Regions from separate parts of the Homo sapiens genome. Here regions 1 and 3 are each linked to region 2. Evidence: chromatin loops called from intact Hi-C (ENCODE). Cell type or tissue: IMR-90. All regions are shown on one strand. Region 1 overlaps LINC01483 (long intergenic non-protein coding RNA 1483). Region 2 overlaps KCNJ16 (potassium inwardly rectifying channel subfamily J member 16). Region 3 overlaps LINC01497 (long intergenic non-protein coding RNA 1497).

Region 1 (8,000 bases), 270 kb after region 2:
CTGAGTAAATGCTCCTTGGATTTCTGCGAGGTTTCCCAGGTCTGGAAAAGCTGATTTTGGAAATTTTGCCAGTGTTCTTATTGTTTTTATAGAGAAGCAGATTTTTAGAAATCTTTACTCTTCCATTCACGCTGATGTTACCCCCATTACAGACATGGAGGTAGCCTATTCCTAGAAATTTTAGGAAAAAAAAACCTTGTCGCCAAGTAACCTGGAAGCCTGGTGTATGTTTCTATGCCTTCATTTCCAAATATACTAAAAATAATGCAAGTGACCTCTTACAGGTGAGAAAAGGCACTAATTTAATTGGCAATTAAATTCCCTTAACTGACTTTGAGTAGGAATTACTGTGGATAGAAATGCGAGAAAGGTGAGCTCCAACTTGGTTTCTGTTCTCAGAAAGCTTTTAGTCAGTTTTATGTGCTTGTAGCACGTCTTCTATGGGAGTCCACATATTTCCATTTTAAAAAGTTTGTGGTGTCCATGTTCCCAAGATGTTGGTTTGGCAAGGCGTGTGAGAAAATCTAAAGGGCAAAGTGCAGAGATGAGAGTTGTCAATTATTCAATCAAGTTGTATAGACACCAATGTGGACTCTTCTGGCTTGAAAAGGCAGGGAAGAGTTTCAACTTGGAAGGTGTTTTTCTATTTGAACCTGAGGATCAAGATTAACATCTTCTCTTACCAATACGTTCTGGATAGTTGTATTTTATTTTCAGGCTTTGATAAACCTGGAATGCCACTGCTTTATGGGTAGCCACAAGGCTGGACTTCACATGAGAATTCGGCTTTTGTGAGTCTAGCCTTAGCGCCTTTTCTTTCCCTTCTCTTCATTTTGCAAATGAACGTAAACAATTCATTTCCCATTTGAAAACCTACCTATAAAATCAAGGAAAAAAAATGTGTTTAAGTTCCCTTAACTAGTATCCTCTACAGTTTCTCTTAAGTCTTGATTTATATTGCACAATAAGGTAGGCTTTTTCCAAACTACATTAGGGTGATAAATACAACAATGTATTTTATCCTAGAAGAAGTTAATTCCTATCTGGTAGCTTTGATAAATGTGCTTCTGATACCTCTTATTCTAATTATGCAATAAAATAACTAGGCTTTTTCAATTCACTTTTCTCAAGCAAACTTTAGCTTACTGTCAGAGGCATGTGAACCAGAGCAACTCCATCTTGAATAGGAGGTGGGTAAAATGAGGCTGAGACCTACTGGGCTGTACTCCCAGATGGTTAAGGCATTCTAAGTCACAGAATGAGACAGAAGGTTGGCACAAGATACAGGTCATAAAGACCTTGCTGATAAAACAGGTTGCAGTAAAGAAGCCAGCCAAAACCCACCAAAACCAATATGGCCACGAGAGTAACCGCTGGTTGTCCTCACTACTACACTCCCACCGGCGCCATGACAGTTTACAAATGCCATAGCAACATCAGGAAGTTACCCTATATGGTTTTAAAAGGGGAGGCATAAATAATCCACCACCCCTTGTTTAGCATATAATCAACAAATAACCAGGGCAACCAGCAGCCCTCTGGGCTTCTCTGTCTATGGAACAGACATTCTTTTATTCCTTCACTGTCTTAATAAACTTGCTTTCACTTTACTCTATGGATTTTCCCTGAATTCTTTCTTGCAGGAGATCCAAGAACCCTCTTTTGGGGTCTGGATTAGGACCCCAGTAAAATTACCACACACCACTAGAGTAATTGACTTATATTCTCTGTCCTCAAGATGGGAGGTTCTTGAGAACAGGAACTTGGTTTTATATTTCATTATATCTCTGATATCTAGCATAAAACCTGGTGCATAATACGTGTCAATAGGTGTTGAACAAATTGTTGCAATTAAATTTAGTAAACATTGATTGAGTGCTTGCCATTTGTCAGCTAACGTTTTAGTAACGGGATACAGGGATGTGTTTAGATTCTCATTGAGAAAAGAAAATATAAGTGCACAAATGACATTAAGCAATGGTAGATGATGCTAATTCCTGTGAAAAACGTAAAACGGATAAATGGAGTAGAGAGTAACAAAAGGAGAATTGGGAGAGTTCTTTCAGTCCAGACAGTTAGAGCCGGCCTCAGTGAAGAGATAACAGAGGAGACAGATTCATGATCGTAGGGAAGATTAATCCAGGCAGAAAAAGAAACAATTGCAAAGGCTCGGAATTGAGCCTGTTTTATTATGTCACACCCAACATGGAATTTCTTCCTAGAATTAGAGGAGAGGAGAGAATTTTTAGATTATGCATTTCTTTAATTTTTTTAATTGCAAACTTCTACTGCTGAAGAATAGGAGCTCTCAGACAACAGGATATTTTGCCAAGACATGAAAACAGCTTTGCTCCTGGAAAATTATTTTAATTGTTCTGGTGGGAGGTATTGAAAAAATATTTACTGGAGATTCACTTTAGGGCCACAAAATTAAAACAGCAATTTAGCAACAGGATCATAGTTAGTGATGTTCGGAGACGTATTTGGTTGTTTCGGTTTATTTTATTTTATGGTAATTTAGCTGAGGTAGCTTTTATTTATTCAGAAATATTTACCCCTTTTCATTAATGATATGTGCTCTTACAATGAAATTTTTTTTTTGCTTTTTTTTTCTCCCAAGTACATCTTAATTAAAGTTTAGCCAATTTTATGCATTGAAAAGTGTAAAAGTATTCCCTGAGCTGAAATTCCTCTGAAAGAGTGGAATAGAGCATGCTTCTTACTGATCCCAAGTGTTCCAAATTCTGACCCAAATAAGACCTTTGGGGGTTCAAGCTCATTTACATTTCATAAAATGTAACTTCCTATTTCTGGAGAATAAAAGGCTTTGAAAGTCACAAGGAAACGGCTCAAAAGGCATCCAGGGCATGAAATAGCTTTAACAAATCCTGCTTGATGAGTTAAGTGTAAAGGAATCAGAAACATATGGATTACATTTCCCATAAAATACACATAGGCTTAATAGCGAAGAAGAAAAAGTGGCTGTGGCCCAATGTGATTCAGGTTTTTTCGAACCTAAAACATTTGGAAAATAGTTCAAGATGGTTAATAAACCCCAAAGCAAGCCCAGTCTGTCCTTCCTACTGTAGGGAGGAATGTGCTGGATTTCAATGCAGTACAAGAGGGTGTCTGCTGGATTACTGACAACTCTCTTTGTCACACAAACAGTACCTCCTAGGGAGACAGAGAGAAAGGCAAGGCAGGTTTGCACTTGTCTGAGATATGCAGAATACTTTGGACCCCACTGGCAGAAAGTGCATGTTTCTTGGTCCTAACTCCTCCTAACAGCCATAACCTTCTGACTCGGTCATTTCAAGTCATGGTTATGGAAAGCCTCCTCCTCTCCTTTCTTTCCATGGCCACCTCCATCCTACTCACTCACCCACCCCCTGTAAAAAAAAAAAAAAAAAAAAGAAGAAAAGAAAAAGAAAAACATCAACATTTCTAAAATTGTTCTTTAAGAGATTGTTCTAATCTGAGCTCATTTAGGAAATGAGGAGTTTGAATAAATTGCATTCCCAGGCTTAAATTACTGTGTCATTCTTGGTGACACAATGAACCCTTTCACCTAGCATTGTGTCCTAGGAAATTACAATTCCTGCCTTGAATGGACCTGCTAGAGAACAAGCAGAGGGTCAGTTGCAGATCATTAGTCAGAGGGGATCCAGAGCCCATGAGTCAGGACCTCTCACTGTTGCAGGAAGCAATCCTGACCACTTACCCCCAAGTCTCTTCAGGCCCACTGCCCTGGGGGAGCTACCACACACTGCAAAAGAATGTCCACACTGTGACTGCAGTGTGGGGACCAGAGACGCACTGAGTCAGGCCTGCTCTTTCAGGTGGAGGTCAATGCTGTTCTGTCAGGCAGAACCAGTACTCCTTTGAGATGCAAGATTTTGAGGAAGTGCTTTCCAGCAAATGCTCCACTTTCTTCAACTTCACAAATTCTTTAAGGTTATCATCTACTTTCCATTTTCACAATCACAACCATTATTCGGGGATTCTTATTCTACCCATTATGTCCACAGTCTTCAACTTAAAGCACCAATCCAACCATATCACCTTTCAGTAACTCTTTCTTCAAACATTTGGTCATCTAACTACTGACCTGTCAGATTCTTACCAAAAAAAATGACCAAGTAATATTGAAACCTGGGGAAGCCTTAGCATTTTCAATCTTAGAAGGCAACTGAAAACAACCTACAGTGAGTAGTTATGTAAATGAGGTGTGTTTAGATTCTGAAGATGATCAGACCAGGCTATCTTTGCCAGACTTCTGCAGGGACTCTGGAGTCTAGAGAGAAGGCAACTGAATATCCATGTGCTGCCTTAACCTTGGAGTCCTCAGGATTCTAACTTGCAAGTTTTCTGCTTAGAACTCAGCATTTGGGGCAATGGCTTCCAGCATTTTTTTTTTCCTTTTCCTTTAAGTTCTGGGATACATGTGCTGAACATGCAGGTTTGTTACATAGGGATACATGTGTCATGGTGGTTTGCCGCACCCATCAACCCATCATCTAGATTTTAAGCTCCGCATGCATTAAGTATTTGTCCTAATACTCTCCCTCCCCTTTCCTCCTACCCTCCGACGGGCCCCGGTGTGTGATGTTCCCCTCCCTGTGTCCATGTGTTCTCGTTGTTTAGCTCCCACTTATGAGTGAGAACATGCGGTATTTGGTTTTCTGTTCCTGTGTTAGTTTGCTGAGGATGATGGTTTCCAGCTTCATCCATGTCCCTGCAAAGGACATTCTTTTTTGTGGCTGCAGCATTTTTGAATATAAAAAATCTTACAGTTCACTATATTCACTTCCCCATTTTAGATCAATACTCAAGACCGAAGGCTTTCTAGTTATCTAGCCTTCCTCATCTTGTCCGCAGGATTATCTGTACTTTCCTGTCATTAGACACCTCTTCCACAGATTACCACTCACTCAAAGCCACCTCTGCAACTCTGTGTTGTGTCTTCTGCCTGACAGACTCTTCCTAGTGCTACCTGCAATATCTGTTCCCTCTCTTCCCCCAGTGCATAAAGCCACTCCTTAGCAAGTTTAACTTCTTCACTTTCTCTCAAAATCTTGTGCCTTCAATTTACCCGGCTGGATGTTTTGTTTGTTTGTTTGAGACAGTGTCTTGCTCTGTCGCCCAGGCTGGAGTGCAGTGGTGTGATCTCAGCTCATTGCAACCTCCGCCTCCTGGGTTCAAGCGATTCTCCTGCTTCAGCCTCCCGAGAAGCTGGGACTACAGGTGCCCGCCACCACACCTGGCTAATTTTTGTATTTTTAGTAGAGATGGGGTTTCACCATGTTGGCCAGGCTGGTCTTGAACTCCTGACCTTGCGATCCACCTGCCTTGGCCTCCCACAGTGCTGGGATTACAGGCGTGAGCCACCGCACCCGGCCTGGATGTTTCTTTACTAAACTCATCTCTACCTGATGCGGTTTGGATATTTGTCCCCTCCAAATCTCATGATAAAATGTAGTATCCAGTGTTGGAGGTAGGACCTGGTGGGAGGTGTTCAGATCATGGGGGTGAATCTCTTATGAATGGATTATCACCACCCCCTTGGTGATGAGTGAGTTCTCACTCTGAGTTCACATGAGATCTGGTTGTTTAAAAGTGTGTGGGCCCTGCTCCCTCTCTCCTTTTCCTGCTCTGGCTGTGTGATACACCAACTTCCCCTTTTCCTTCTGCCATGATGGTAAGCTTCCTGAGGCCTCACCAGAAGCAGAAGCTGGCACCATTCTTCCTGTACAGCCTGCAGAAGCATGGGCCAAATAAACCTCTTTTCTATATATATTACCCAGTCTCAGATATTTCTTTACAGTAATGCAAAAACTGGCCAACACACCACTTGACATATTGTGTACAGGTCAGCCATCTCTTATTCTTATTCTTATTCTTTTTGTTTGGGGTTTTTCTTTTCTTTTTCTTTTTTTCTTTTTTTTTTTTTTTTTTTTTGAGACAAGGTCTCACTCTGTCACCCAGGTTGGATTGCAGTGGCACCATCATGGCTCACGGCAGCATTGAACTTCTGGGCTCAAACCATCCTCCTACCTCAGCCTCCTGAGTTTCTGGGACTACAGGCATGCTCCACTATACCCAGCTAACTTTTTGCTTATTTGTAACGATGAGATCTCCCTATGTTGCCCGGTCTGGTCTCGAACTCCTGGGCTCAAGCAACTCTCCCACCTTGGCCTCCCAAAGTGCTGGAATTACAGGTGTGAGCCACCATGCCCAGCCACCATCTCTTATTCTAAACATATAAATCCAAACATCCTTTTGACAAAGTTCTCTTTTTTTGCAAGTTCTCTTCTTTTGCAACTCCTATTAACATCTAATAAAGACTAAGTTTATCCAAGTTAGTAAGATAACGTGCAATTTATGAATATGCAGTATATATACAATATTACTTTGCTACAATTAGCAAAACAGCAAGAGGATTGTAGGTAGGTATGTCTGTGTATTTGAATATCATTCTATGTGATTTTCCTCTATCTCCCTCCAACTAGAATGTAAAAACTTTATGGATACTGTAAATTAGCTTATTTTGTTTACTTCTGTATACCCAGTTTCTAGAATAGTAAGCCCCCCAAAAATATCTTTCCTGAATGATTAGATGAAATCCATTCTTCCATGGGGGTAATCCCATAGCAAAATAAACTCCTACATCTTTAACCTTTCTACTCTATATTTCTCTGCCTCACTGTGGTGATTACGACCTGATTCTCCCAGAGGTAAAATTTCTTCTGCAGATCTTCCAAATCCATGAGTTTATCTGCCTGGGGTAAAACCTCTTTTCCCTTTGAAGTTCCTGCATTTGACTCTCCTCTGCCCTGCCATGTTGTCCTCATCAATCCACTCCCCAGTACCCACTCTTCCTTCATCAAGGACTTTGGCATGTGGCTTTCCATCTTCATTGCCATCACAGTTCCTACCAACACTCTGCGAGTCTCCAATAGGCACAGGGATGACACCTCTGATGCCCGGCCCTCTTGGTTCCTCCACACTCTCAGCACTCCAGTCCCCTTTCCCTGCACACTTCATTAGCTCCTTGTTCCCACAGTCAAATGTCATCCTTATTACAGTAAATGCCACCGATACTTCTTGGACGGACGCCTACAGTTTTAGCTCCCTCTCGGGTGCTTCTCTTTACCTGTACTTCCCCTGCATACAATCTCCAACCCTTTGAGCCTTTACTTATTCCCATAAGCCCCTCCTTCCTCACTTCCTTCCCTATGCAGCTCACTGTTCACCAGCCCAGAGACTTCTGTGAACCCCAAAAATCTGAGACAGGTCTCGGTTAATTTAGAACGTTTATTTTGCCAAGGTTGAGGACATACACCCATGACACAGCCTCAGGAAGTCCTGATGACATGTGCCAAAGGTGGTCGGGGCACAGCTTGGTGTTAATACATTTTACGGAGACATGAGACATCAATTGATATGTGTAACATACACATTGGTTTAGTCCAAAAAGGTAGGACAGCTTAAAGGAGGGGCTTCCAGGTCATAGGTAGATAAGAGACAAATGGTTGCATTCTTTTGAGCCTCTGATTAGCTGCTCCAAATACATAATCAGATATGCATTTATCTCAGTGAGCAGAGGTGTGACTCTGAATAGAGTGGGAGGCAGGTTTGCCCTAAGCAGTTCCCAGCTTGAGTGATTTTGGGGGCCCAATATTTATTTTCCTTTCACACTTCTTTGTCAGTACCTTGACCTCCCTAAGTTTAATGTTTTTGCTTTTTTTGTTTGTTTGTTTGTTTTCTGTTCCAGCCACCCAGATAAGTCAAAATGTCACCTTTTTCCCTGCTTAGAGAAAATTATGCTGTCTTACAGGTTGATGCCTTAAAAACACCTAACCTCTAACCTCAAGCCCCTAACCTCAAGGCATGCCTGATGCTGTCCAGCTCTCTCTTGAATTTCTTTATTCAGCCTTCATTTTCCAAAGGAACTATTTAAACCCTCTTAAGCCCTTCAACATTTTAACCCTGTCATTTGC
Region 2 (8,000 bases):
TATACATACATATATATACATGTATATAAGCATACATACACACATATATATATAGGTATGTTCATATATATGTGTTTGTGTGTAAAGGTATCCTAACATACTCTGCAATTAGCCCATACTATAGTTTGAATGTTTGTTCCTTGTAAAACTCATGTAGAAATTGAATTGCCATTGTAACAGTATTAAGAGGTGAAACCTTTAAGAGGTGAAGAGGCCATGGAGGCTCTGCCTTCATGAGTGGACTAACGCCTTTATCACAGGAGTGGATTCGTTGTAAAAGGGAGACTTTGTCACCTTTCCTCTCTCTCCTTTGCCCTTTCTTGTCTTTCCAACTTCTACCATGGGATGACACAACTAGGAGGCTGTCCCTCAATCTTAGACTTCCCAGCCTCCAGAACCGTGAGCCAATAAATTTCTGTTCATTACAAGTTAATTGGTTGGTGGTATTTTGTTATAAGCAGCACAACATGGACTGAGAGAGCCCACAGGTAAATATGATTAGCTCCACTTACACTCATGAAGAAACTAAGGCTCAATGACAATTAGAAAATTACCAAAGTTCATACAGCTGCCAAGGGGCACACCTTTAAAAAAGGAATTTGAATCCACTTCTGCCTGATTTAGCCATGATCTTACTACAAAAGTATGTCATATTTTAGAGAAAAAGATGAATTGTTCTTCTCCCATCTCAAATGTGCTCAACACACCTGTTCTTTCCCAACATGAGGTGTGGTTCTGTCTTGTGAGCAGTTTTTAGTTCTGTGGGGTCCACTGGCACAGCATAGGCCAGTGAGGTTTTTCGAGTTCAATGAGCAGCAGCTTAGTTGAGTAGTGATATGTTATTTTGGCATGATAAGCCTACTCCTCTCAGGACCCCTCCAATTTAACAGGAACATGTTGAACAGTTTGAAAATAACACATGTTATTATGATATGAAGCAGTTAAGTACTTTTGGAAATGGCTTTAATTTAATGCCCAGTAAGTAGATAATGCAGGAGGATTATCCTGTATTTTATGCAGTTTGATTTTTCCTCTGTTTGTTGCTATTCACTAAGCTTTAGGTGTATCTGAGTAGAGTAGTATTTTATTTTCAAAACTGTATTTTACTGAATGCTCATGCCTCCCACAATGGAAAGGATGTATGATATAAATCATCCAAAGTAATTTTGGTCAGATAGTACGGAAACAATTTACACTTGGATTGGGAATAATTTATATTTCTTCTACTAAAATCGTTGCGTGATTTCTCCTTTTTAATTTTTTGTTTGTTTTTTTGATTAGGTCAATGTTAAAAGTTAAGGAATGTAAATTATGAAACACCAAAAGAGATGAGTTTGCTGCTGGCAGTATTAATTGCCTACACTGTATTAGCATTCATTATGTGCTAGGCATTCTTCTAAGGACCTTATAAATATTTTCTCACTAACCCTTTTAACAATTGTAAGGTGGGTACTGTTATTTTCTTTACTTCACAGTTGAGAAAACTTGGGCCCAGAGAGGTTAAGTAAATTGCCCAAAGTCACACAGTAAGAAAGTAGTAGAACTAGGCTGGGCATGGTGGCTCACGCCTGTAATCCCAGCACTTTGGGAGGCTGAGGCAGGTGGATCACCTGAGGTCAGGAGTTCGAGACCACCCTGGCCAACATGGCAAAACTCCATGTCTACAAAATAAAAAAAAATTAGCTGAGTGTGGTGGCGCACGCTTGTAATCCCAGCTACTTTTAATCCCAGCTACTTTGGAGGCTGAAGTGGTAGAATTGCTTGAACCTGGGAGGTGGAGGTTGCAGTGAGCCAAGATCATGCCACTGCACTCCAGACTGGGTGACAGAGTGAGACTCCATCTCAAAATAATAATAATAATAATAATTAATTTTTTAAAAAAGAAAGAAGAAGAACTAGAATTCAAACTTAAGGCATTTGATTCTTAATTCTGCACCCTTAAATTTGTAGCTTAATACAGAAAGGAAATCTATAGCTAAGGAAACTGAGAATTGGAGACAGCAGCTCAGTTGCTCCAGGTGGCACAGTTAATAAGTGGCTGTATCCAGACCAAATCTGTGTGATTCTCTCAGGTTGGGCTGTTTTCTTCATAGCACTTGTTTCAAGAAGGGAGCACTTCCATTTAATGATAAAAACAAAAACAACAACAAAAAAAAACCCTGTTGCTCCCAAAAAAAACAAAACCAAAAAAAACCCAAAAAAACCTGTTGCTCCTTGTGTTTGCTTATGCTTTAAGGCCGGCCCTGCCAAAAGACTAAACATTTCTGCTTCCAAGGTAAAAGGTTTGGTGGCAATAAATCAGTGTACATAGGTGTGCCTCACTGTACATTAGCATTTCCCTGAAAAGGTGTGAGCTTTTTTTTTTTTATTCAATCGTTGTTTGTGCACATTTTGAAGAAGTTTATCTTCCTTTATCATGACTCTTACCAGCTGCCTCCCACATTTCTTTTTTTTTACCTTTGTTTTCCCAGCTTCTCCAAATACTTTTTTTTTTTTTCCTTTTGAGACAGAGTCTCACCCAGGCCGGAGTGCAGCGGCATGGTCTCGGCTCACTGCAGCCTCCGCTTCCCGGGTTCCAGCGATTCTCCTGCCTTAGCCTCCCAGGTGGCTGGAATTACAGGTGCGTGCCACCACGTCCAGCTAATTTTGTATTTTTTAGTAGAGACAGGGTTTCACCACGTTGGCCAGGCTGGTCTCAAACTCCTGACCTCAGGTCATCCACCCGCCTCAGCCTCCCAAAGTGCTAGGATTACAGGCTGAGCCACCGTGCCCGGCCACTTCTTTAAATACTTAATGATCAATAGCACTTCTAGAAAATACTAGCTTGCTATTTAACAAAGGGTCTCGAAATGATCATTTGCGCTATTTACTGATTAAAAAATAGCAATACTTCAACTTTGGGCAGCATCAGGTCTGCTTATTGCCCCAGGTTGGCCATTGGTAATTGTGTTTTCTTCTTCCGTCCCTCCATGTCTGTCACTCTTTAGGCAGATAACTCCCGAGTTGGAGGTTTCCTCCTACATAAAAAGGGATCTGATGTCCTCCTGATATCCTAAAAATCTTTGGTTCTGGAATTGGCGGCTAGCAGAGGCTAGCTCTGTCCTTAACCCGGCCCCTATGACTAGCCTCCCTTCCCCAGGCCAACTAGTGTCAGAAAGAATCAACCAGCAGCACAATAAATAATTGATCTTCAACATGTGCTTCTAATTCAAATAAAGGGCATTTAACCACAGTGAGTATCGCATGTGACTGAAGTATTTTATGTGGAAAGTTGAAGATTTCTGATAACTTGCTGTAAAGAAGTTTTCACAGTGACTAAATCTCCAGGGGCCCTTTCTGTCTCAAGTTCAGGTTACTTAGACAGTGATTAAAGACCTTTCATTGGCCCCTGTGGTAAATGATAGCATAGAGGAAAAAAAAAAAAAAAACAAAAACCAGCATTCTTTGGCTATGTAATTTAGCAAGACTTAATCTATTTGTTTGAGTTTTCATCCATCAGGCTTGCTGAAATACTTTAAATAATTAACCTGTTTCTCTGCAGCCTGAAGCGTCCCCAGAGTTTCCACTCCAGGCCTGAGATGAGTGATTACCCAGCACAGATTGTCTTATTTATTTGGAAGACTCTCCAGCTCAGTCCAGCTGCTTTTTCTTGGGACAGCAGACAGACCCTGGACATGGTATCCTTTTACGTTACAATATTTACAAAGTAGAATAAATCAATGAGACCCAACAGGAAAAGGCCATAGTTTATTTTATTCATTCTATTTTTGTTTTTTCTACCATCCCTGCTAGGTGCTCAGCAACTCAATCTATTGAATTTCAAAACATGTAGAGGTGTCGACATAAGTCTCAAAACTCTGCACAGAGAATCCCAAACCACAAGCTTGGACATTTCCAAGGAAAGAAGCACAGGGTGGCAGGATGAGGCAAGAGGCTGCTTACTCCAAGCCAAATCTCATGACCCAACCGCATAGTCATAAGAGGAGTGCGTTCAGTTGCTTTAGGAAACCAAGAGCAGTGAAAGAAAACACTTGGGAATTTACTGGTAGATAAGGTTTTTCTGATTGAAGAAAAGGTACAAAGTAATGCAGACCAATGATGGTTTCTGGGCAGCATTATGATTATGTCTTTTTAGGAAAATGCCCCTTCTAGGGGACCTCACTTGCTGTCTGCCCACAGATTTATCTGGACTGAATCTCGGTTACTAGTTTTTGCTTTCAAAGACCTCCTATCTAGGGGAACATTTGAAAGGAATTTACCAAGTGCTTCCCTGCTGCATAATCTGTGTGTTCTGTGTTAACACTAACTTGCATTTTGCATGTGGAGCCAGAAGCTCTCTTCTCGGGAGCCTGGGTCATACTGCTCCTTTAAAAATGAAAGTGAGAGAGAGAGAGAGGCCACGCTGATTTTAGAATTGAGTCAGGGCTTTGTGATTTATAGAGTACGCAGGGTGAATAGGCGTGGTTTCTAGATATCCACAGGCAAGTCTTACCTTAAAAGACACAGGACTTTGCACACGCCTTACAGAACATTCAGAACAGAAGAATCAAGGCTTGTAACTGATGAGACTAATAGATAGAATATATTAAACTGAGTAGAATCTGGTGCCTAAAAATTTACATAAAAGTGGCCCAGAGAATCCACTCAGCACATGTCCTGGCCCACTCAGAAATGATGAAATACAAATATTTAAAGAAAAATCTGGATTCCTTTGTGTGTATTAAAAATCCTCTCAAATATTCTAAATGGATGAAGTTTGGTCTTGGTGAGGGATAGAGGGTCTGAGACAGTATTAGCAGTTTTATTTTTTGCCCAAGTTGTACAGTGCCTGCTTTATCCAGGTTTCTGTGGATTTTATGTTGGGGGGAAGAAAGAAGCAAAAGAGCAGTGGGCCTGGTTAATCCTTTTATCAAGGTCACTCCACCACCAGCATCTCAGAGGGATTTCCAGGCCAAAAGCAATCCTTTGTGTGTGTGTCTTACGATAGTGGCATGTCCTCAACTCCTTTGAAAGTATGAGGTCAGGAGTTCGAGACCAGCCTGGCCAACATGGTGAAACGCTGTCTCTACTAAAAATACAAAAATTAGCTGGGTGTGGTGCAGGCCTGTAATCCCAGCTACTGGGGAGGCTGAGGCAGGACAATGGCTTGAACCTAGGAGGCAGAGGTTGCAGTGAGCTGAGATCATGACACTGCACTCTAGCCTGGGCAACAGAGCAAGACTGTCTCAAAAAAAAAAAAAAAAGAAAGAAAGAAAGAAAAAAGCAAGAAAGAAAGCTAGCTGTTTCCACAGTGATCAACTCCATCAACTGTCATGGACAAGTACAAGTTGGACCTAAGCTGTGCATCGTTTTTTTTTTTTTTAAACCAGGCTTGTTTCCTGGATAATTTCCCTTAGATATATTGCTGTGTCAATTAGAAATCATATTTATTTTCACTTATGAAAAAGACGTCTGGAGATGTGCAATCTAGGGCTGCAGTCTTTCTTACCTTTCTATTTTCCCTTGTAGGGGGTGTCCTTGATTTGCATTCTTACAAGGTGGCTTCAAGAGCATAAGCTACCAAGTTAGAGGTCCAGATGGAGAGAAAGGTGAGCAGGGAGAGGAACAGGGCATGAGCCAGCCAAGTCAGCTTAAAAGCTTTCATAAAAGCCGCACCCATAGATTCCTGCTAACATCTTATGTGCCAGAACTATGCCAGTTAACCCTACCCTCCAGCAACCTGCATCGGGACTGGAAATACAGCTGTATTTTTTTTTTTTATAAACCCGAACACATTGTTTTCCAATTAGGAATTTGTTAGGGAAAAGAAGATGATGGGAGAGTCGATGAAATGGAAATTTAAAAAATCCACCTTACTATGTTATTGTGGGGATTAAATCCATGCATCAATCACTTGATAATACTCACTAATCTGGTGGCACATGAAAATAATATTTTCTTCTCTCTCCTTAGTCTTACTCACTTCTCCAGGGCCCCCTTCAGAAACTATAGCACATGGTAGAGCAATACCTTGATGCCACAATTCATTTTAAATCTATTTAACTTCATTGAATAATTTCATTTTGGGGGAAAAAGTGGATGGCATAAGAAAAAATATTCAACCAACTTCTCGTTATTGGCAGGGCATTTGAAACTAGAATTGCCATTTTACATAGAACCTGCTTGTGATACTTACAGAAGCAACTAATTTTTACTTCAGATATACCTGTTGTACAAGCTGTTAAAAAACCCATAAAAATGCTTTACAATGCTGCCTATGTTCTCTTTCTATGAAGCAGCATTCTTATTTTTGGTGCACTGTACCCAATTCTGACCACATCAGCAAAGAGAACTTATACCACTGAAAATATAGGTATATGCACACAGTTTTTGCATTATTTTAAGATCTTTATTATTAAGTAACTCACTGGGGTTGTCAAAGTATGTTATAAAATTACACAGATAATTAGAGATATATGTTACATAGAAATGCTGATTTTACACTCTCTTCTGAGTACAAGCATTTGATTACAGAGGCTCATAGCACAACAAAATGTATTTCACGGGACACTGATGCCCCTATTCTGATATTGACAAGGCAAACATCAGCGGTAGCAGAGTCAACAAAGCAAAGCAAGATGAAATGAAACTAGATGTAGGTAAAACAAGCTAAAAATATTTTTAAGTGTTTTTGTTTATTGTCATGGTGGCTGTTTTCTACTTACAAGATTGCAGTACTCTAATTTAGCCAAGTAATTGCTGCTGTAAAATCCAAATCTACAGAGCGCACAATTTTTTAAATGGAGTGTGCATTCCTCAAGCAAGACTAAAAACAATCTTACTTGGGTCTCTAATATTAAGCTTCAGAACAGTTTTGCAACTTTTGACCTGAACAAATCTCTTATCCATAAAACAAGAGGAATAAAAGATTGCATACGTGCATTTAAAAAGTAACTTTATTACTCCCAGGTCAAAAAAAAAAAAAAAAGGGAAAAGAAGGAGAAAGGGAAGGATGAGGGGGAGGAGGGAAGAAAGGAAGGAAGAACAAAAAAAGAAAAAAGAAAAGAAAAGAAACAGAAAGGCACTCTATCTACCTATACCTATATATTTTACTTGTATTTCTAATCTTGGACTATGTAATTACTTCATTCACTTGTGTGTTTTAATTTTCATGGAGAGAGAAGAGAAAGAAAGATTTTCCAGAAAAAGCAAAAACTGTGTGTGTGTGTGTCTGGGTGTGTATTTAAATAACATAAACAAATAAAAACAGTGCCACATACTTATTGCCAGTGCAGCAACAATGTAAAACAAAAACAAAACACAAATAATTCTGAATGTTCCTAATATCTCTTTGATTTATAAAGTTTAAAGTGACTCTTTACTCAGTGGATGTGGGCTTAAAGTAATCATGATTAACATTTTAACATGAAAGTAGAGTATACAACTTTATCTCATGTTCTAAAACTTAAGAAATTTCATTGTACTCAGATTATCCACTTACTGTGCATTCAAATCGCTTTAATTGAATTCTATCTCACAAAATCCTTCATTTAAATGGTTGTTCCAAGTTTAATAAAAGAGTTTCTTGCAATCCACAACTCGAGTCATTTGTATCTTGTACAGTAACCAAGACAAGAAGCATACATAACTGCTTCTGGGCACAAATAAATATCTCCCTCCCCACCCTCCCCCCAAAAAGGTTCTATCCTTTCTGTAGCAGCCAAAGTTGCAATCTTTCGGGACCAGCAAGCTAGCAACGGTTTCTCTCCAAGGGTCTGAGAATGTTTATCGCTGCTAACCATCCCCTCACCTCATCTGTATGATCCTGTCCCTTGGTCATGTCCTCGAAGAAGGTGGGACGTGAACATAGAAAGTCCCCTCCTCAGAGAACCTAGCAAGGTCGTGGTTGCCTTGTTTCTGGTCTCCATTTGTTGGAGTCTCCCAGGAACGTTAAGAGAGAAATGCTGCTTTAAATACTGTTAACTTTTCTTCTGCCTCATCGGTTAGAGAAAAAATTGCTT
Region 3 (8,000 bases), 170 kb after region 2:
AATACTTGGGCATGTAACTTACAATAATGGGATGGGAATGGCCTACATTCCAGGCCTAGGCCTTAAGTGGCATTTTTTTTTCTCTCATCACCTTTGGGACCTTTCATCCCACATCATGAGAACATTCCCCATCCAGCCTACTACTCTCAAAAGCTGAGAACACTTGGAGCAAAACTGATCCAAATACGTGGCTGGAACCAAAGACCAGCTGATCTCAGCCAAGATGTACCCTTCCCACCCAGCTGCCGTAACTCAGAAATCAATGCTTATAGTTGTATGACACTCAGATCTTAATGTTTTCTAGCAACATTTGATGGATAAACTACTGAACTCAAATTTTTAAAAATCAGAAATATCAATGACCTACTACCCCCAATTCTATGTTCATTTTAAAATAGTTGACCACAAGGTTCCAGACAAAATTCACCGTCTTTTAAGTAATAAAGAGTTAATGGAAGAAAATTCTCCAATATTACGTTTAAAATGTTTTTATTTTGGGGTTTATTTTTAGTAGTTTATCCACGTGTAACTATGAAGAAAGACACGTAATTGCACTTGTTCAGATTTCACCTCAAATCTGAGAATATGGATTTTAAAAATTATTTTAAGTTATCACGAGAAGCAACAGCATAAAGCCATATGAGAAGTACATATGTGAATAATAGTTTTACTTAGTCTTTAAGAAACAAGCTTAGGTGAATCAATTATATATTTCTGGGATATGGTCAAGGTTCTTGTCCAAAACCCACTAAAGGAAGCACTTTTAAATTTTCAACCTTTACATCATTTTTCAAAGTTCTCTTTGGCTCTCTTATTGGTTTGAAATAAGGCACATAATGTTTTCATCTTTATTAGTCCAAATAAGAGCAAATAAAAGAGTGATAATATATAGGGAGATAGTTTATTTGCAAACTTTCAAAAGTGGTTTACTTTAATACCCAATTCATTTGCAGATTATAGTCTAGATAATAAGTGCATATCAAAAACTGTAATAAAAATTATCGAATGGTTTGCAAGATATACTCTCTTGTTTGAATTAAGCCTACTTCAGGGGGTTGTGATTTTTCCCTTTTTATCTAAATGCTCATAAACTGGATAATAGCCCTGGTTTGTTTCTGAAATATTTTATTTGGGTTTTGTAACTTGACAGAAATGGACTACAAAGAAAGCAAAGTGAACTGCTGTAACGTATGTTTAAAATCTATGCCAATGATACCCAGGTGATACAAAGGTTACTAGAACATGCCAATTGGTTGGAATGAGCATTGAATTGATTGGTTAACACAGTATCTTGGGAAAACAATTTTGTCTGTGATATATGAGGAAGCCTCAATTTGGTGCAACCTCCTGTTTAGATGTCCTACATGTTTGTGGGTTGGTGTCACCAATATATTGTCCCCCTACTGTTTAGCTTTTTTAGTTTGTTTTTAATTATGGAAGTAACAAAACAGCATTATGGGAAGATTACAAATAATGTAAAAGAATTTTAAATCATTTTAACATCACTCCTATTTTCATTTTTGTGTGTCCTTTTCAGTCTTTCAATAGAGCTTTTTAATTAATTACTAAGTGCCAGGCAATGCTTTAGCGCATGTAAGTCTCATGAAAACAACAGAAAGTATTATCTTCTTTTTAGAGAGATAAGTTGGAGACTTTAAATAATGTCCTTAAGGTTACCGAGCTACCAAGTTCCAGGGCTGTGATAGACAACTAGCTGTTTTATTTCCTGACCCAAACCTCTTAAATATGTACCTTACATAGTTATAAACATAGTGTAAATACAATTTTATGTCTCATTTTTCCAACTCAATGTTGTATTATATTTTCCTGCACAATAACATAGCTCATTATTTTAGAAGGCAGGTTTTCTTTAATTTAGATATGCCCTTTCTTAACTATTCTCCTATTATGAGATATTGGATTACTTTCAAATTCTCATTTTCAAATTTTATAGTTTTCAAATTAACACTATAATTACTATCTTAACGCACCAAGCTTTTACATAATTTAGTTGTTTCTGTTTTCTTCCCCTAGAGGCTAAAAGTTTGGAAATTCTGAAGATTTTTTAAAATGTGTAACATCTAAATGGGACTTTTCCATTGTCTCAGTTTGGGCTACGATTTCAAAGCTCAAAAGTGTATGCAATAATTACTGTACCTTCTGAAGAGAGATGCCCGATCTTTTAAATGTGAGCTGCAAAAGGGCTTTCCCAAAACAGATTCAGCTGCTCTTAGTCCATCACCTGCCTTCCCTTATACAACAAAAGGTAAGCATTCATTAGGGGAATTGATCAATTATTTTTTTGGAACAGTTGTCAGCATTACTCAGCATTTCTCTTTCCTTCCTTCATACTTTCTTAACTAACCTCAGGCCAAGTGAGGGAATTTAGATCTTGATATGTGAGGGATTTGGAAAACAAAGAGGCCAGCTCTTGCCTGCAAAATTTAAAGACAGGAGATTGGCTGGAAATAGTCTTGATGGCTGAACACGGAGAAAAAGTGGAGCCAGTGTGGACCCTACAGAGGGTAGCGAGGCATAAATTACCTAGAAAGGATCCCAACATGTGGCTTACCTGCGAGGGCTAACAGACAACAGCACTAAGAGGCTATAGAAAGATTACCCAAGAAGCAGAGGTTCAGGTGGATGGCATTCATAGCCAGCTAGTTGGGGCACTGCCCAAGACAGTGAATAATATAGCAGATTGTTTTCACTGGCTTTTTTGAAGAACCTACAAAATATCTTCAGTAGGAAGACAGCATTTAGGTATCTGTCTGGCTCCAGATTACAACTGTGTTGATTGATAAATAACTTTTCCACCCTGGTTTCTCTTATCTACCCAACATCACCAAGACGGGGTCAAGAAATAACATCTTGAGTAAGGGAAGATGAAAGAATAAAGTGGGAAAATAATGAAGTATCTACTTTCCTTACTGTAATTTTCCAAGTCCCACATCAGGGGTCCAGGGGAGAAGCTTAAAAGAGGATGAGACAATAAAAGATTTTGTGGTTTGGTTTTGTTTTGTTTCTTAATTTTGACTAGGCTTTTGTACATCAGCTCTACTGGTAATCAGCTCTACTGATTAATTTATCAGAAGTTTTTGTCGGGGGGCAAGGATGGAAAATTCAACACAGAATTTAACAGGCTGTTGCAGAAGAAAAATACAATCATTTCACAATTTCATCCACTAAATTCAGCTTATTCAATCAACAAATACACACGTTTTCAAGTTGCATCCTAAAACAGTTTTACCAATTTATAACATCATCATCAGTGAAGGATAATCAGGCCGATGATACTCTTGCTAGCTTTAAACATTCTCTTTCTGTGTTTACCATAATTTAATATGTGAAATAACATCTTAACTTATGATACTTTCTTATTATTAGCATAATTAAACAGTTTCCATTAGCATATCTGCTATTTTTATTTGTTCATTTATACATTTACTATAACATCGACCAATAAATTATTGTTAATTATGCTAATTATTTTCTTATAAATTTGCATGAGGCATTAAGAGATGAACTCAATCCCCTATGTAATGTAACTATCACTGTAATATGTGGTTTGCATTTCAACAGAAAATAAGTTTTTACATTAGAAATTTTTTAATGTATTGAAATTTCAACTGTGAATTTTTTCTTTAATTTCAACTCTTAGGAAAGAAATGTCTATTTGTTTCTCTATTCTTTTGTCATGAGATTTCTAATGTTTAAATGTTTGATTTATTTTCCATCTAAAGTTTATTTGTATAAAGCTCAGAATCCGATCGGCATGAGTTGAGTATAACAAATTGGCTGGAAAAAGCCTGTTGTTTGTAGGATATTTCACTTTTCATCAATATTCATATTCTATTAATATTTTAAAGCCCAATTATTCTCACTCTCTAGCAAAGGCTGAAGTGACTTTTAACAATAGATATTCTTTCCAAAAAAGAAAAAAAATCCAAACAATTTCTCCCTTTGTAAGTATAAAACTGCCTAAGCTCAGCCTCTCTTTTTCTGCCACATCCAGCCTCTTCCTCCCACCCCCACCACCATTAGATTTTACACACCATCCATTGTCAGGGACGCAAACTCCTCTACAGTTTGTTAATGTCCAAGAAAGGCCATCACCTCTGAATCATTTTTTCCCCACACATAAATCCTTGAGCCAACAAAGAAAAGTGGTATTTTTCCATTTCCATAATTCCTGTTATTTTAAGTCTATCCCTTAACCAAAGTGGCTTTTTGTTTTTTTTTCCTTGATAACTCACAGGTTCAAATGTAAAAATTTATTATTACAAGGAACAATTATGAGGTTCAAAGCATACTGTGTGCATTCCATGCTCCTAGCTTCTGGTACTGATATACGGAATAAAATACTTGTGGTTGTCTACTTGCATGAAGTGGATGGGATCCAACCACTGGTGGTGAGAGGCTTAATGAATGTCTGCCTTCGTCAGACCCAACAGGGATCTAGCATCATGGGAGGTTGCCCAAGTGCCATACTGCAGGCATCTCAAAAACAAACTTTTGACCATTTAACTTATTCTTTCCAGTTACTCTTCAACGTCAACAATAACAACCACCAAAGAGGAAAAAATGGCTTTGCTTCTTTTCTTACTTTAAATATTGTTCTGGATTTTAAGATTTCAAGATATCTTCCCCAAAACATTGAATTAGACAAACCACTGACCTTTTTGAACACCTTTGGGTTTTGCTTCTTCAGGGCAGCATGTTCAGCACTTTTTTTTTTTTTTTTTTTTTTGAGACAAAGTCTCACTCTTGTTTCCCAGGCTGGAGTACAATGGCGCAATCTTGGCTCACTGCAACCTCCACCTCCCAGGTTCAAGCGATTCTTCTGCCTCAGCCTCTCCCAGGTAGCTGGGATTACAGGCGCCTGCCACCATGCCTGGCTAATTTTTGTATTTTTTAGTAGAGACAGGATTTCACCATGTTGGCCAGGCTGGTCTTGAACTCCTGACCTCAGGTCACCACCCGCCTGACCTCAGGTCACCGCCCGCCTCGGCTTCCCAAAGTGCTGAGATTACAGACATAAGCCACCGCGTCCAGCCATGTTCAGCATTTTGATAACTCCCTGCTCATAAAGTCTTCCTTATTTGATGAGATACTTCATTTACATAGTAAAACCAAACAAAAACAAAAACAAACCACAGCATTCTTAATAGTTACTATTTTCTTGCTGTCTCTGTTTTCTTTTGTTTTTAAATAAGACTAGACATAGTAGTTCCCTCTTCTGTGCTCCTATATAATGTTTATAACTGCATAATAGAACAAAAAAATGTGTTTTAGTTACTTGTGTGTATGTTTGCCTCTTCTGGAATACTGAGAGCTTTTTGAGGTTACAGATATATCCTGTGCTTTTTCTTTGCATAGCACATAACATAAAGTCCAATACATAATAGGTAGTCAATAATGAGCTTAAGTAAATGAATTGCCTCTGATTTGTGTATGATAGTTGGAATGCCTCAAGATTTTTAAATCGTCTGCACATTGATATCATACTATCAACAGATCTTTTGCTGTTAAATGTTCAGTAACTATCAATAATAGTTCATAATGCTCTAAGCAATACCGTCTAACAATATAGCTGAATTTGGCATACCCAGATACTTAGTTTTGTACTTTTTGGTGTGACAGAGACTGCACATATGCACTAAAATCCATTGCCATTTCCCACTGGGCACACACACACACACACACACACACACACACAAATACATTTTCTATCACACTTTGCAATTAAATATGGCCATATGACTTAATTGTGACCAACAGAATGTGGGCAGAAAAGATGTTAATCAATTTCAGGCCCATTTTATCACAATATCCCACAAGTGATCCTTGTTGTTTTTTTCCATTTGTCCCTGAAAAGGGAAGGATCCCAGAACCTATAATGCAGCCTTAGGATAGAGATCAGATTAAGGAAATAAGTATTCACAAATATTATTTCAGATAGCCTCATGGAGGCTGATAGATGAGGTTGGAACAATGAAGGTTCAGGTCATGTTGTTTCATGGCAAAACATATGGTAAAACCACTTCATACATTAAATAGAAAGGCACAACACACCTCATGAGCCTATAAGCCTGTAGTTTTTGGACGTGAGGACAAGAGATTGATATGAGAGTAACAGTGCCTATTTGCTACTATTGGCCTTTCTTAGCAATGTATTACAAGAAAGAGATGAGCACAGACAAAAACAGACTTATTTTGAAGCAGAAATTGAAATGGATATGTATCCAGAGATCAATAACTTTTAGAGTTAATAAACCTGAGTGCTTCTGCATCCTAATTAAGATAAATTGAAAAAGGCTCTGAATGACAACAATCAAATAAAATTATTGTTAAAAAACAGACAATTTAATATAAGGATTAGACTAAGGAAACAGTATTCAAAAATATTATTTCAGATAGCTTCAGGGAGGTTGGGAGTGGCTTAGAATGGTGTATATGAGGAAGCAAAAAATAAATCAGTCATGAGAATTATCACATTGAGAAAACTTCAAATGTAGTTATTGGCACATGTAATTGACTAGAAACAAGACAATTTCAATGTCTGTTAGTTTGGGGAAAATTGTTTCCCTAAGGATTCTATGAGCATGGACTGAAAGTATTGACTTCTTAAGCTTTAAGATTAGTGCTGGGTCCCCCAGCTTTTATCAGCACCAAACATAATCTCCAATCCCACTTCCTGAAGGTCATGGGAAAGATAGACAAAGAAGAATCTCTCAGAGGCTGGAATCAGTAACCATGGAGAACAGTGAAGAAAGGAGATTCTAGGGAGCATAATTTAGGAATAAACGAAAGATTTTTTCCCAGCCAAATAATAGGACCCTTAATATGTGCCTAACATGATTTCAAAATTGCTATGGTTCAGTAACAGCTGCATGCCTCTCATTTTTTCCTTTACCAAACAGGTGTCTAAAATGTTTTCCCGTATCTATGTATCTTCCCTGCATGGTATATGTATGCATGTGTGTGTTTGTTTGCATGTGTGTGTGTGTGTGTGTGTGTGTGTATAAATATATATCATTTGTAGGCTCAAAGAAGCCACTTCAATTCTGGTCTAGAGAGATGAGCATCACTCAAGGATGCTGGACTTTAAGTTTTCTGCAATGACTTGTTGGGACCTTTAGTTTTCCACCTTCAGAAAGGACACCCGTGTGTTCCATGTGTGGCAGGAAAAATGGAATAGATGTTTGGTGAACAAATGGACAGAATTGGCACAGACTGACTAGCTCTTCATCAAATGTATTTTCTTCATGTCCCAAGCACATAGATAGACTATATTTCCTAACTTCCACTGTACTTAGGTATAGCCACATAACTGAGTATTGTCAATGAAAATATAGGTAGAAATAATTTTCACTGCCTCCAAGCCTGGTGCATAAAACCACACACACAAAAGCCTCTCTCTGTTTCTTCATGTATTAACCGGACAGGGAAGGCTTTCAAGCTCAGTAGGAAGGCAGATGCAGAAGATGAAAGGAGCCTAAGTCCCTGAATAGTCACTTAGAGGATTGCTCTACCAGAAACTCCCAATGTTAATAAGAGATAAACTTATTATTTAGTTAAGTCATTGATATTTGTAGCTTTTCTCTTACACTCCATGTTAAGCAGAATGATGACACACCCTCAAAGATGTCCACTTCCTTATCTTTGGAACTTGTGAATATATTAAGTTATATGGCTGAATGGGGGAAATTAAGGTTGTAATGGAATTTAGGTTGCTTGACAGCTGATATTAGAAGAGAGGGGTTATCCTGGGTTATCCACGTAGGCTCGATGTAATTACACGGCCCTTAAAAATGGAAGAAGGAGCAGCAGAGGAGATCACAGTGATGCCATATCAGGACTCAACTCACTGTTGCTGGCTCCGAAGATGGAAGATTGGGGATAAAAGCCAAGGAATGCAGGTAGCCTCTAGGATCTGGAAAAGACAAGGAAATGGATTCTTCCTTAGAGTCTCCAGAAGGGAAGGTAGCCCAGCCAAC

What was found. Hi-C counts contacts between places; a loop is a spot of excess contacts. Peaks named below come from ENCODE experiments on the same cell type or tissue, not always from the same donor. Only the 100,000 strongest peaks of a DNase experiment are listed, where the experiment ranks them.
Region 1: a loop joins it to region 2, with 5 times the contacts of the local background. A loop is called at or near these places in 6 of 110 quality-filtered maps.
Region 3: a loop joins it to region 2, with 2.7 times the contacts of the local background. A loop is called at or near these places in 3 of 110 quality-filtered maps.

The regions. Positions count from the first base shown.
Region 1 is chr17:69,866,037-69,874,036 of GRCh38, reverse strand. All of the region lies in intron 4 of LINC01483 (long intergenic non-protein coding RNA 1483), which reads right to left. Among named protein-coding and RNA genes, the nearest start is that of LINC01497, 92 kb to the left of the region's middle. In IMR-90, no CTCF peak of the experiment used is centred here; DNase peaks (open chromatin) are centred at 2,966 and 3,696; H3K27ac peaks cover 2,765 bases.
Region 2 is chr17:70,133,975-70,141,974 of GRCh38, reverse strand. It overlaps KCNJ16 (potassium inwardly rectifying channel subfamily J member 16), which reads right to left. Exons shown (of 4, transcript NM_170741.4): 4 at 6,367-8,000. LOC105371882 (a long non-coding RNA gene) reads left to right here. Exons shown (of 4, transcript XR_934953.3): 4 at 3,542-3,738. Among named protein-coding and RNA genes, the nearest start is that of KCNJ2-AS1, 31 kb to the left of the region's middle. In IMR-90, a CTCF peak has its summit at 3,923; DNase peaks (open chromatin) are centred at 3,924 and 4,404; H3K4me3 peaks cover 811 bases; H3K27ac peaks cover 2,535 bases.
Region 3 is chr17:69,964,424-69,972,423 of GRCh38, reverse strand. LINC01497 (long intergenic non-protein coding RNA 1497) reads right to left here. Exons shown (of 5, transcript NR_110875.1): 2 at 7,872-8,000. Among named protein-coding and RNA genes, the nearest start is that of LINC01497, 6.7 kb to the right of the region's middle. In IMR-90, no CTCF peak of the experiment used is centred here; a DNase peak (open chromatin) is centred at 4,363; H3K27ac peaks cover 380 bases.